Linked DNA regions of Homo sapiens: regions 1, 2, 3 and 5 are each linked to region 4. The links are chromatin contacts, found by Hi-C or POLR2A ChIA-PET in ENCODE. All regions are on one chromosome and are shown on one strand. The core of a region is the stretch at or near the end of the contact, and the rest is flanking DNA. Distances in the headings are between cores, read along the strand shown.

Region 1 (2,700 bases), core at 30-2,529, 2.9 Mb after region 4:
AACTGTTTATTTTTCTTTCTTCTTTTTTGGAGACAGTTTCGCTCTTGTAGCCCAGGCTGGAGTGCAGTGGCACGATCTCGGCTCACTGCAACATCCGCCTCCCAGGTTCAAGCGATCCTCTTGCCTCAGTCTCCCGACTAGCTGGGATTACAGGCGCCCGCCACCACGCCCAGCTAATTTTTGTATTTTTAGTAAAGACAGGGTTTCGCCATGATGGCCAGGCTGGTCTCGATCTCCTGACCTCAGGTGATCCACCCTCCTCGGCCTCCCAAAGTGTTGGTATTACAGGTGTGTCAGACACTGCGCCCAGCCTACTGTAAGTAAACTCTTTTGAGGCCAGGAACTCTGTCTTATTTCTTGTGCATCACCCCCTCCCCACCACCCCCCCGCACCCGGCAAAAAAAAAAAAAAATTAATAACCTCAGTATCATCTAATTCAATGTTCTGCACATATTCTCAATACAAAGCCATACTATTGTAGATAAAGAGTCTGTGATTAAAATAAAGATCAGATCCTGGACAAACGCTGAATTGTGAAACGATAAGTGTTTGTGCTTAAGATAATCTCAACGTCTACAACGAAGAAAAGTGTCAAAGATAAGATGCCACAGGGTCGGACAATGGACAGTAACTTTACTGGAAAGGGGGCACAATGAACAAAACTAAGTGGAAACAAGAGTTCTCTCAGTTTACCTTACGCTCCCAGAGCAAGACAAGAAGCCAAATATCTATTTTTCAATTATTATTTCATCAATTATGGTCATTTTAGTAACCTTAGCTTCCAAAGTATAAAGAGGTGTCACTAAGCAAAGACCCCAGTCCATGTGACTTTCAATGCCAAACACAAACTTTCTTGTACCCTCAATTAATTGGGTAACGTAGGCCATGGATGATCAGGACATTCTCTCCAAGAGGGTACAAGAAAGTGACACAGGTCAGGATTTAATTTCCCCTCCTCTATCCCCTGTTAGGGGAGGTAAAACATAAATGTAGTTAATACCTGAATTGTGAATAAGTGAAACTTTCGAGACTGCCCCAGACTAACATGACCTTCTCACCACACTCGTAGTACAAACTGACAGCACAGAAGACCCCCTCCAGGAGAAAGGACGACGGGAAGCCAATGTAGGACTTACCTGGTTTCTCTATCCTATGGTTAAACCTCTGGAGCTACGCAGACCGTGGCAGCGATAAATCCACGTACGCAGGCTCCAACAAAGCTCACACAATCGGAGAAGTCACAGTAGCTGCGGCTGCGGCGGCGGCAGCAACAACTCCTCCCTCTGCTTCTCTTTTCCCACCCCCCGCCGCGGCGGCCAGCCGCCTTTACCCCTCCCTCCCTCGACTACCCCCACTTCCGGGTGATGCCCCTGCCGGAAGCAGGGCCGCCACGGGAAAGAGAGCGACTGGTCACGTGAAAAGGAACGCGTGGTCTAGAGCCAGCTTCTCCTGCCCCCTGCTGCCCCCGGGCCGACACGCAGCCTCGAGTGGGTCTTTGTTAGGGTACGAGTCCACTATCCCACCCCGCCCCCACGACAAAAGCGAAACCAGAAAACCCATACTAAAACAGTGCCTTTGTCATCTTTAGTTTCCTAACCTCAGGCCAAGATGTAACATAAAAGATCCTTATAAGTCATCTTCCACATAGTTCATCTTTGCCTAGCATGAAATTCACGTGCATCTGTTAGACTGTGTTAACTGCCAAGATGTAACATAAAAGCTCCTTATAAGTCATCTTCCACATAGTTCATCTTCGCCCAGCATGAAATTCACGTGCATCAGTTAGACTGTGTTAACTGCCAAGATGTAACATAAAAGCTCCTTATAAGTCATCTTCCACATAGTTCATCTTCGCCCAGCATGAAATTCACGTGCATCTGTTAGACTGTGTTAACTTGCTTCCCGTAGACTGTGTAGCCTAATTCCAGATGTAAGTGCCAGAACTATGAATTTATCCTCTTCCCTCCATTGAAAAATTACATCAAGAGGAAAATGTTTATAAATTCATAATTTTTATATGTGTGTTGAGGGGGTAGGGACGTCACTTCACCACCTTCATAGCGCCATTCCAAGCTCTGAACCACTCCCCCATTTATTCATTCACTCGTCCATCATTTTACACACCTAGAAGATTCCGGTGATGCAAAAGTGTTACAGTCTCTGTTACCATGAGTTCATTTAGAAATGAGATGCATAAAATGTAAACAATGCAATAAATGGTACAGAAAACATTTGAAAAAAGGGTCATTTTATTCTTGCTTTCCAACTTAACATTTTGAAAAGCAGCAAAATTCTAGGATTTTTAAAACTATGAACATTAACAGTAAAAAGAGGGAGAGGCTCCATCTCACTTATTTCAAAGCAAGATGTGGCCTTTTCATATTTCCTTTCATGAAGTATCTGTCATAAGATGTAGAACAAAACTAATCACAGGACTATTTGTATTTTCATCTGGAACCATTTGAACCCAGTTCCCACAGAAGAGTATGAAGCCTAATAATGTTGCAGAAATCAAAATAGTACACAAAATACAAATATCAAGTAAATATTTGTAAAAGACTTAGAACAGCGTCCGGCACAAAGTAAGCATATTTAAGTGTTGAAATAATTTCCATCCTAGCTGTTGTCAAGTCCCTATTAAGCCTTGACAGGCAACATTTAAAATTACCCATAGATCTACATTTTAGGTCTGTGATTAAG
Region 2 (2,709 bases), core at 120-2,619, 2.5 Mb after region 4:
TCTTCCTTTTCTACATAGACACAGTAACAATCTGATCTCTCTTATCCCCACAAAGGATCTAGCTCCTTTCTCTTTTCTTCATTTCCTGAGTATGAATTGCCCTTCCACTGTAGCTCAAAATGGCTGTAACATTTCAGACTGGAGGAAAAGTGATAATTCACTCTGTGTCTCACTTATAAATTTTCCTGTAGATATTTGGGGATCCAAACTCAGTTGAAGAAATACTAGTTTGAATGTCAGTTTAGTTACTAAAACTCCCTAGGAGAGGATTAGAAAGTCTAGTCTTGAATCCAAATGTTAACATCCCTTCAAATGTGGTTGGATAGCCTTTTCCTCCAACTATCACCATCACCACCACAATCCAGAACTCTGTGAAAAGAGATAAAGATTCAAGGGCCTTAAAGCGATTGTCCCAGGTTGGTTGTGAGGTAATTCTTGTACCTAAAGATACAAAATTTGAGTAAATGACTTTGTTCCTACAGCAGGTAGCAAGCCAGAAGGCTACTGCTGGGCTCATATTTTACAAGTACCTAAAACTAGTTGTTAGTTATGGGGCATGTTTACAAAGTGTTAACATCAACATATTTATGCCCATCTCCATATAGAATCTTCTTAATATAACTCAAGATAATTGATGTAACAAATTCACATCATGATCTTACCAATTTGGTTTTTAACATCAAAGTGCTGCCCCAGGCTTCAATCAGCACATACCAGACTGCTATGTCCCTTTTCTCCAGAAGCCATATTGAGCACCCCACAGCTCTAACACCTCAGAGCCTAGCCAAAGGCCAAGAACACTTGCCTGATCCCCCAAATTTCCAACACAGGACCATTGACAGCAAGCCCAGTCATTCCAGATCATCTTCAGTGGGACAAAAAAAGAAAACAACAGTTTTAATCCAATGGAGGCAATTTATTGTTATGAAGATTTCAGGAAACAAAGCTCAAAAAGGAACCAGAAAGGAAAAGGCTTTTTAGAATGTGGATAGAGCCACAAGTGTCATTAAGGAGAGAGAGAGAGAAACGGAGAGATGAAATTTATGTTACTTAAGATCAAGTTTCACATAATGCCAGTTATATTAGCATATACTGGCAGGATTATCTTTCCCCACCTACAAATAGTCTAATGACCTCACAGTCACAGAAATCACAGAGAACTAAGCTGAAGAGAGAACACTCGTCCCTGCTTCCCATCTTAGAGCAGCTGAATAATTTCCTGAGAATTCTATTCCTGAAGCTAGGAAGAAAAGTTTATTTATACATACACGCAACCTGCAAGTCTCCAGTTTCTATTCTTCCTTCCTCTTTGACCCTTCCCCTCCCCCACTTTGCACCAGAGAAGTCAGACTCCGGGAGTGCTTTAACAGTTTGAAGGCTAATCTGAAAGAGGAAGAAGAATCTGTATATCTGTATATATTGGCTAGCAAATGTGCCCTGCTCTCTCCCCTCTTAAAAATAGCAGCAACCCATCTTTGCAAAGAAGCTTGCCTATAGAGCAGGCACTCTGTGAATGGACTGTGCTTTTACGACCCTACAGGGTATCAAGATACTGTGCAGCTCGCCAACAAGGATTAATTGCAAGGACTGGTAGATCGAATTTACTGAAGACTTGGAGCTTGCTTCTGAGAACAAACGCAAAAGGACAGTAAACTGTGGACCTTGAAGTTAGCAGGTAAGGAGACTCAGTATTCAGTACTAAGACCAGAACAGTATGTAGTAAAATGTTGCTGATGGTAAATTTTAGCAAATTCCCAGGAGTTTGGGGATAAGTTATCTGCCTTGCCTGCTTTAAGTTTGGGTGCTAGTATGAATTCTTTCTGCTTTATTTCTTAGCCAGAAATCTGATAATATGATCAGTCTGTCAACAAATATTGCTCAGTGCTTCTGCTAGGGCTCAACGTGGCAAAATACAGAGGAGACACACTCCGCAAACCTCCTGTGCCTTTGTAATTTAAGCCAGAAATGTAAGATACATTTTCAAATCCCCATTTTGAGGGTTCAGTGGAGTTTCTCTAATGTAGTGACATTTTCCTTCAATATGGAAAATAAATATGTAGTAATTACTGAAGGTAAACCAGTGGAGAGTAAAATTTTCACAAGGTAGTTTCACATTTGTTATCCCACCTGAACCTTTCAACATCCTATAATTTAGACAAGGTAGGTGTTACTGTCCATGTTTATGAATGAGAAAATTGACTCAGAGAGGCTAAAAAATTTTCTTGAAACACACCGTACAACTAGAAAATGGCCAGTTCTGGCCAGAGACTGTAAAAATAAAGCTCTCTCAACTATAAATGAATAGAAGAAAATTGCATGATCTATTTAGTAACTCAGACACATCTGGTGTAGACTAAGTTTACACAGAGCCAAAGATTCATACATTTTAATAAAATCTTTAGCCAGGAACATTTTTCTACTTAGCGACAAAAAAGGCTGTTTTCAAGAGGAAACAAATGGGTTTGTAAGTTCCACCTACTGAATTCAGTGGTTCTGCTTTCCAGTATTCTGATTATTTTGAAACCTAGAGAGAAACTATGATACCATATGTCTAACAAATGATTATTTTAAAAGAAATTGTAACTAAATCTGGACTAGATTGTACACTGTTTTAAAAACAAAAATATTTATATTTTTACAATGCATTATAAAATACAAAGGACTGTATTACATTTAAAATACATTAGGAAAATTTGTTACAAGACAATT
Region 3 (2,833 bases), core at 65-2,564, 2.7 Mb after region 4:
CGTGTCTGTTAATATCCAACACAAGCCCTCATTTGAACCAGCCCAAATTGGAAAAGGGGCTAGATTACACCAGCCAAATAAATACCTACCCATCAATCAACCACTTCCCAAAAAGGTCAAGGTTGCAAAATGCTATCAACAGAAACCTTTATGACCCCTCAAAAACACCACTCTTGGATCCTGTTAAGGTATATGAACAGTCAAGTCCATCAGTTACATACCGACTCATCCTCCTGCACCTTGCTCCTGGTATGCACAAATATATCACACGTGACAAAAAGGATAAATGTAAAAGCTGCCCACTCTACCAACAATTCTGGCAGATAAGAGAGAAACCGTGTTGGCAAGTGACTAGAGATCCACATGCGCAGAGTAAGAGACCCAAAGTGCACGAGGAAACTTCCCCCAATTTTAAAATTCTACTTTTCTAGCCACACGTGGGGATGAGATTGGAGGCCAGCAAGTATGAGCAGCCACACCCTGCTCTACCATTACCTAGTATGTCACAATCCTGATGCAAATCCTGTGCCCAAGAGTCCAACGATACCGCGCTGCAGGGCAGCAGACGCCTGTTACGTAAGCTCTGCAGGGCCTCCTCCAGTTCGCCCCGCCCTACCCTCCCACCCCAATTCTTTAGTGGCGGGGGGCGGGGGGGTCTACTCCTGAAGTTAAATCAACATCCTCTTGGAAAAATATCCTTTTGTGCAGGAACCTGTGAGATGTGGGCCGTTTCTCATTTGGCTGCGACGGTCTAGGAGCGTGGGGGAAGGGAAAGTAAAATGACCTTTCAAGGTCCCTTCCTTGAAGCCTAGAGATTTGCAGGATAAGCATTAAGTCCCATCTCGCCGACTGGGAGCTGGAGGCAACGGAACTGCATTTCACCAATAGGAAAAAGGACAAAATGGGTCCCAGCGGCAATCTCAGCCCTTCCTCAGTGGGATCCATCCCCGAAGGGTGACTTCGGGTGCTTTCTGGGCTGGGGAAAATGCGGCTAGAAACCACCAAACCCGTGAGCAGCCTCGCCCTCCAAGCCTAGGACCCCTGGGGCCCAGCCAAAAGCTAAAAGAACTTAGAGCAGACGAGAGAACAAGTCGGCTCCGGCCAAAGAGGTTTGCGACAGAGCACAGAGAGCACGCGGGCAAACGTGCAGAATTACCTCATAACGACCCGCTTCCCTTTAACGTCCAGCTTGTCCAGCGTCAGCTTGTTAGAAAGCGACATTTTGGAAATACAGCTGGGGAGAGAGGTCGGTGATTCGGTCAACGAGGGAGCCGACTGCCGACGTGCGCTCCGGAGGCTTGCAGAATGCGGAACACCGCGCGGGCAGGAACAGGGCCCACACTACCGCCCCACACCCCGCCTCCCGCACCGCCCCTTCCCGGCCGCTGCTCTCGGCGCGCCCTGCTGAGCAGCCGCTATTGGCCACAGCCCATCGCGGTCGGCGCGCTGCCATTGCTCCCTGGCGCTGTCCGTCTGCGAGGGTACTAGTGAGACGTGCGGCTTCCGTTTGTCACGTCCGGCACGCCGCGAACCGCAAGGAACCTTCCCGACTTAGGGGCGGAGCAGGAAGCGTCGCCGGGGGGCCCACAAGGGTAGCGGCGAAGATCCGGGTGACGCTGCGAACGGACGTGAAGAATGTGCGAGACCCAGGGTCGGCGCCGCTGCGTTTCCCGGAACCACGCCCAGAGCAGCCGCGTCCCTGCGCAAACCCAGGGCTGCCTTGGAAAAGGCGCAACCCCAACCCCGTGGAATTCGAGGCTGCCCTACCAGGATCAATGCAAATGCCACCTCCTTTTGGAAAATCCTGGTTTCCTAGCTCCCTTCATGGAATTCTGCTTCTTAAGGCTTACTTAGTAATAGAGACCTCTCAGAAGTTGGAAGAGGCCCAGGTCCACTCTGGCCCCCACCTTTTTTAAAATAAAAAATGCAATGTAATTTTTCTGGTTATGGCATGATTGATGCTAATGGCAAACACGTGGCATTTTTCATATATTAACCAACGCTCACAAAACGCAGTAGTGACTACTGTTATCCTCATTAGGCAAATGAAATAACTGATGCACAGAGAAGTTTAGTGGGCCAGGCGCGGTGGCTCACGCCTTTAATCCCGGCACTTTGGGAGGCCAAGGCCGGCAGATTGCTTGAGCCCAGTGGTTCGAGACCAGCCTGAGCAACATAGCAAAACCCCATCTCTACTAAAAATACAAAAAATTAGCTAGACGTGGTGGCGGGCACCTGTAGTCCTGTTACCCGTGGAGGGTGTCCAAGTTCTTAGCGTCTTGAACTAAGAACTGGACGAAATGCACAAAGCAAAGAAAGAATGAAGCAATAAAAGCAGAGATGTATTGAAAACGAAAGTGTAACCGCCCAATGGGTTCACCTTGTCCGCTGCCTAGACAGAGCTGATTTATGAAGACGGGAATTGCAATGGCGAAAGAATAATTCACGCTGAGCGCTGTGCGGGAGACCAGAGTTTCATTATCACTCAAATCAGTCTCCCTGAGCATTCTGGAATCAGAGTTTTTAAGGATAATTTGGCAGGTATGGGTTCGGAAAGTGGGGAGTGCTAGTTGGTCGGGATGAAGATTAAATCACGGGGTCGAAGTGAGTTCTTGCGAGTTCTTCCTGGGTGGGATCGTGGAGCTAGTTGAGCCAGATTATCAGTCTGGGTGGTGTCCTCTGCTGCATGAGAATGCAGGGTCTGCAAAATATCTCAAGCACTGATCTTAGGATTTGCAATGGTGATGTTATTCCCAGAAGCAATTTGGGGAGGTTCAGATTCTTGCAGCCAGAGGCTGCATGGCCCCTAAACTGTAATTTATAATCTTGTAGC
Region 4 (2,700 bases), core at 97-2,596:
TTGTCTAGGTCTCATGTATCTTTTTATATCATTTTGTTGTATCAATTATTCATATTTGTTTTGTCAAGTTCCATGGCAATAACAACCAAAGATAAGCCTATCACTTCACAATTACCTCCTGTGGTTATTGCTTTCTGAGGAAAAAAAAAAATTACAAGTGAGAGCTAATCAACCTAGGCTAAGTTTATGTCAACTTAGAAATTCAAGGCCCACTGTGGTCAGTGGCAGAGCTGAGTGAGGAAACCCAATTCCCAAGAATATAGCCTTAAATTTAGATGAACCTTCAAATTGTAATATTTCAATGTAAATAATACATGCAACTTAAAATGCATTTCTGGTCTCATCAGGTTTAGGTGAGGGAGTGGGGTGGGGACAGGATGTTACGGGAAAGTAGGGAAGAAAAGGACCCGGTTTACTAATCTGTGTCAATTATCATACCAACCCCTTTCATCATTGAAGATTTCAGCAACCAAATACTGAAGGTCAGTGCGGTACCAAGGGTTGGGGTTATATATTAAACAGTGTAGTCCCGAACCTGTAGAAAACTATTGATACCTTGCATAGAGATAGGCAATAATACATAAAGATTATTGAAAACTCTTGGTTAAAGTACTTTAGTAGTATTTGAAAACACAATAGGAAATTACCCTGTAGGAATGGGATGTGTTAGATCCCAGCCGTAGATACGGCACGTGTTAAACTTTCAGAAGGGGAAACATGCTTCACGGCTGATTGCAAATTTCTCATGCAATATTTGTCAGAATCCAGGAGCATTTTAAGTGGTCTTCTAACAATATAAGCCCCGCACTTTGGACTGGTAAGTACAACATTTTCATTTGGTAAATAATAATAATTTTAAACAGAAACAAGTCACGACCAAATAGCGACTCATCCTCCCCCAGGCATAAAACCCTTTAGCCAGCTAGCCGCCTTTCCACGGGGTAGAGTATAAACAGCAAACAAAACCGCTTTGGTACCGGGAGGAAAAAGGGGAAAGGAGTCGAGTCAAAACACCGTCTCTTAAGTTCCTCAAGATCAACCCAGGGGGAAGGGTCCTCCACCGGAAAGGGCCGGATTGCCTTCACAGGAAGGGAAAGTCACTCCGGAGCTCGCAGACGCGAATGCCACCACAGAGTTCCAAGGCGGCTGCCAGAGCGTCGGCCGTCAGTTAGCACCTCCCCCTCCTTCCCAGAGCTGTAGCTAAGCAACCATCGGGCTCCGGGAGAGTCTAGGCTCAGCTGCTGTATTAGTGCCTCTAGCGGGGAACTATGAGCGCTGCAAAACCCTATCACCATTTTTACCCTCCCCTCTCTCCACCCCCTTTGCCCCCGCCCACCTCTTCGCCACTTCGGCTCCTCCCTCTTCTCGCTCCGTCTATCTCTCTCTCTCTCTCTCTCTCCGCCCCCCCACCCCCCGCGTCTCTCTCTCTCTCTCTCTCTCTCTCTCTCTCTCTCTCTCTCTCTTTTTCCTCTCTCTCTCTCTCTCTTCTCTCTCTCTCTCTCACTCACTCACTCTCTCTCTCCCTCTCCCTCTCCTCTCCTTCCTCCTCCGCCTCCTCAGCTCTTGGGCTAGAATATCTATGGGTCGAAACGTGATGCGATGAATTCGAGAGAGAGCGAAACTAGGACGAGGAGTGCGGCGGAAGCGGCGGGACTCCCGGGCATGGGGGCTTCACCACAATAGAGGCAGCGCCCCCACCCGCCCCCGCCAGCCCCTCCGGAGCGAAGCCCCCAAACCCCCTCGGGAAAAGGATGGCGGCAGCACCTACCCAGATCGAAGCCGGTGGGTAGCTGTGTCGGGGGGTGGGGGGGTGCTAAGGGAATGGGGGCTTAGCGCGAAGGCTGTCAGTTTCTTTTGAAAAAGCTTCTATTTCTCTTCTCTACCTCCCTCTGAACCTCTTTTCCCCCCTCTTCCCCAGAGCTGTATTACCTGATCGCTAGGTTCTTGCAGTCTGGACCCTGCAACAAATCCGCTCAGGTAAGGGGAAGAAAGAGATCTGGGAGTCGTGGTGAATGGTCCCAGTGGGGAAATCGAGGCAGCGGGACGAGCAGTTCCGTTGAGGGTGAGGGAAAGGCCGGCCTTGACTAGTCAAACGGTCAGCGGCTGGGCTTTAAGTGTGGAGGGAGGAATGGGTTGATGGCCCGAGCTGCTCCTCATATCTGTGTTTCCCTTTTGCTCAGGTGCTAGTGCAGGAGCTCGAGGAGCATCAGGTACGGAGCCCCTTCGGGAAGGGTGGGGAGGGTTGAGGTGAGACTGGAGGAAGGGGAGGGCAAGTCAGGGGCGGAAGACGGGCTGGGATAGAGGCTTCGATCTGGGTACCCGTAGCTGTTGTCACCGGGGTGAATTGGCTTCTTCCCTCAAAAGGGGCAGACAACGCTGGGGTCTTAACTCGTCCCCGCTTTATGCTTGTGGGAGGCAGTTTTTCAGGATTTCCTTCTCGACCCCCCTTCCCCCCCCCCCCCATATACTTGTCTAGCTCTGAGCCAATAGCTATCAGGCCGAGAGAAATAAAGACGGTAAAGTGTTGAGGACTGGGACACAGGTTGGGTCCAGTTGATGGGGAGCGGAGGCTTTTCCTTCATCATTTGCCTCCGCTTCCCCCTTTCTTTTCGTCCGGCCCCCAGCTGATTCCGCGCCGCTTAGATTGGGAGGGGAAAGAGCACCGAAGAAGCTTCGAGGATCTGGTGAGTAAAGTTTTCA
Region 5 (2,721 bases), core at 180-2,679, 2.8 Mb before region 4:
GTATGTATCTTTTTTTGTACACTGTGAAAACTCACATACTCCAGGAGAGGGGATCACAGTTTAAGATCTTAATTAGCAACCACCCAAATTAGTAGTGCATCTTTCAGCTGAAGGGATGAGGGAGGGAACATTTAGGAGTAGGTTGAAGATAGACAACAAAGATAGGAAAAAATTTGGTTACATCTTTATCTAAGAACATTCCTGAAAGCGATAATATAGGTGAGAGAATACTAAGCAACTTGGTGAGCCCCAGGTAATCTTTCAACACACACTGACATTTTTTACTTCTCTTCAGTTACACCCTGCAGAAAGCACAATACGAACACTGGGTTGCCAGGAGTTGGTTTGCCTTGATCTTTGGGGTTGGGAGAACTGCAAAGAGTTGAAGTGGTTTAGACATTTTTAGAATTTTCTGGAATGCATTCTTCAGATCCTCATTGTAATAATGCCCCTGAGAAGATTTCCAGCATATAAACTCTACTCTAGACCAGAAGCTTTATTTAATAATTATAGATGTGTTTGTCTGAATATGGAATCATTTGTATCTTGCCTGGTTGCAATAAGCTGTTAATCATCTCCTCTCCCAGTAACATTAATAATGGTCGTACATTGTGTATTAGGTACTATTGTAGGTACTTTATATTTAACCTTCAAAACGCCTTTATGAGATACATGTTATTATTTTCATTTTACAAAAACATTGAGAATTTATGGAACAAGACAAGGATACCCACTCTAGCCACTCCTACTCAATACAGTTAACCAGGGAGATGAAAGATCTCCGTGAAAATAATTACAAAATACTGTTGAAAGAAATTAAAGATGACACAAAGAAGTGGAAAAATAGTCCATTGTGGGCAGCAAGCCACCCAGGTGCCAAGGCAAGAGACCGAGGACACAAGCTGTTCCAATATAATAAAGAAAATATATAAAATAAGAATAGTTATACTAGAAATAGATTATAGATAGATATGATGATATATGAACATTATTAATCATCAGTTTATAGCATTACCCTTTATTCCAATATTATAATAATCTTTTCTCTACAATTATAACCTAGGAAAAACCAGGCCATAAAGAGATAGGAGCTGAAGGGGCAAGGTGAGAAGTGACCAGAAGACGTGTGAGCCCTCTGTCATGCCCGAACAGGGCCGCTAGAGGGCTCCTTGGTATAGCGGTAACGCCAGTGCCTGGGAAGGCAACCGTTACTTAGCTGATCTTGGTCTAGCAGTAGCGTCAGTGCCTAGGGAAGGCACTCATTACTTAGCAGACCTCCCCAGGAGAGTTAGAGAAGACTCTGCTCCACCACCTCTTGTGGAAGGCTTGACGTCAGTCATGCCCACCCACAGCCATCTGGAGGCCTAACCGTCTCTCTGTGATGCTGTGCTTCAGCGGTCACACTCCTGTTTCACTTTCATGTTCCATTCTGTACACCTGGCTCCGCCCTCTAGATAGCAGTAGCAGAATTAGTGAAAGTATTTAAGTCTTCAATCTTTCTGAGAAGAGCATAGAAGAAATAATGACGTAGGCTGTCCTCTCTCTCTCAGCCTCAGCTACCTAAAAGGGAAAGGCCCCCTGTCTGGTGGACACATGACTCACGTGACCTTACCAATCATTGGAGATGACTCACACTCCTTACCCTGCCCCTTTGGCCTTGTATACAATAAATAGCAGTGCAGTCAGGCATTCGGGGCCACTACTGGTCTCCGTGTCTTGGTGGTAGTGGTCCCCCAGGCCCAGCTGTCTTTTCTTCTATCTCTTTGTCTTGTGTCTTTATTTCTACAATCTCTCATTTCCGCACAAGAGTAGAAAAACCCACAGACCCTGTAGGGCTGGTCCCTACAATCCATCCTCATGGATAGTAAGAATTAATATTGTTAAAATTGCCATACTGCCCAAAGAAATTTACAGATTCAATGCTATTCCTATCAAACTCCCAATGACTTTCTTCACAGAATTAGAGAAAATTATGCTAAAATTCATACAGGACCCAAAAAGAGCTTGAAGAGCCAAAGCATTCCTAAGAAAAAAAAACAAACCTAAAACATTACATTACCTGACTTCAAACCATGTTACAAGGCTACAGTAACTAAAATAGCATGATACTCATACATAAACAAACACATAAACCAATGGAACAAAAAAGGCCAGAAATAAAGCCACACAACTGCAACAATCTGATATTCAACAAAGTCAACAATAACAAGCAATGGATAAAGGATTCCCTATTCAATAAACGATGCTGGGATAACTGGCTAGCCATATGCAGAAGATTGAAACAGGACTACTTTCTTACACCATTTAAAAAATTAACTAAAGATATATGAAAGACTTTAATGTAAAATCTAAAATTACAAAAACCCTTGAAGAAAACCTGTGGTATACTATTCTGGACATAGGACCTGGCAAAGATTTCATGATGAAGATGCTAAAAACAATTGCAAAAAAAAAATTGACAAATAGGACATAATTAAACTAAACAGCTTCTGCACAGCAAAAAAAAAAAGTCATCAACAAAGTAAACAGACAACATACAGAATGGGAGAAAATACTTGCATAATATTCCTCTGACAAAAGTCTAATATGCAGAATCTATAAGGAACTTAAACAGATTAGCAAGCAAAAACCATGCAACCCCATTAAAAAGAGGACAAAGGAAATTAACAAACACTTCCCAAAAGAAGACACACACACACAGCCAACAAGCATGTGAAAAAA

What was found. A loop is a pair of places that touch in the nucleus more often than their neighbours do. ChIA-PET counts read pairs that join two places held with the same protein, here RNA polymerase II (POLR2A). Pooled maps may share reads with other maps.
Region 1: a map of naive thymus-derived CD4-positive, alpha-beta T cell shows a loop between it and region 4 (15-fold over the local background). The contact joins the promoter of ATP7A here to the promoter of BRWD3 in region 4. A Hi-C loop is called at or near these places in 1 of 168 maps with a recorded cell type or tissue (naive thymus-derived CD4-positive, alpha-beta T cell) and 6 of 50 pooled maps. POLR2A ChIA-PET finds 5 or more read pairs at or near these places in 1 of 52 experiments (activated B cell).
Region 2: a loop to region 4 is called in a map of naive thymus-derived CD4-positive, alpha-beta T cell, with 7 times the contacts of the local background. The contact joins the promoter of CYSLTR1 here to the promoter of BRWD3 in region 4. A Hi-C loop is called at or near these places in 1 of 168 maps with a recorded cell type or tissue (naive thymus-derived CD4-positive, alpha-beta T cell), 1 of 37 single-sample maps with no recorded cell type and 8 of 50 pooled maps. POLR2A ChIA-PET finds 5 or more read pairs at or near these places in 1 of 52 experiments (activated B cell).
Region 3: a map of CD8-positive, alpha-beta T cell shows a loop between it and region 4 (10-fold over the local background). The contact joins the promoter of PGK1 here to the promoter of BRWD3 in region 4. A Hi-C loop is called at or near these places in 4 of 168 maps with a recorded cell type or tissue (CD4-positive, alpha-beta memory T cell, CD8-positive, alpha-beta T cell, ascending aorta and 1 more) and 13 of 50 pooled maps. POLR2A ChIA-PET finds 5 or more read pairs at or near these places in 1 of 52 experiments (activated B cell).
Region 5: a loop to region 4 is called in a map with no recorded cell type, with 17 times the contacts of the local background. The contact joins the enhancer-like site here to the promoter of BRWD3 in region 4. A Hi-C loop is called at or near these places in 5 of 37 single-sample maps with no recorded cell type and 8 of 50 pooled maps.

What each region holds. Positions count from the first base shown.
Region 1 is chrX:77,909,272-77,911,971 of GRCh38, reverse strand. ATP7A (ATPase copper transporting alpha) reads right to left here and starts at 1,279. Exons shown (of 23, transcript NM_000052.7): 1 at 1,137-1,279.
Region 2 is chrX:78,326,271-78,328,979 of GRCh38, reverse strand. It overlaps CYSLTR1 (cysteinyl leukotriene receptor 1), which reads left to right and starts at 1,369. Exons shown (of 3, transcript NM_006639.4): 1 at 1,369-1,675. RefSeq lists an enhancer at 1,148-1,197.
Region 3 is chrX:78,102,729-78,105,561 of GRCh38, reverse strand. PGK1 (phosphoglycerate kinase 1) reads right to left here and starts at 1,314. Exons shown (of 11, transcript NM_000291.4): 1 at 1,157-1,314. The coding sequence starts at 1,221. RefSeq lists a silencer at 1,368-1,427.
Region 4 is chrX:80,808,523-80,811,222 of GRCh38, reverse strand. It overlaps BRWD3 (bromodomain and WD repeat domain containing 3), which reads left to right and starts at 1,346. Exons shown (of 41, transcript NM_153252.5): 1 at 1,346-1,782; 2 at 1,919-1,977; 3 at 2,181-2,210; 4 at 2,625-2,684. The coding sequence starts at 1,752. It overlaps LOC124905202 (a long non-coding RNA gene), which reads right to left and starts at 2,415. Exons shown (of 2, transcript XR_007068278.1): 1 at 1,930-2,415. RefSeq lists an enhancer at 1,032-1,111.
Region 5 is chrX:83,633,884-83,636,604 of GRCh38, reverse strand. No RefSeq gene overlaps it. Among named protein-coding and RNA genes, the nearest start is that of POU3F4, 130 kb to the right of the region's middle. RefSeq lists an enhancer at 1,244-1,593. Within about 2 kb of position 1,429, at least 6 of the 41 ENCODE cell types and tissues checked have a DNase peak (open chromatin) inside an H3K27ac peak, as active enhancers do.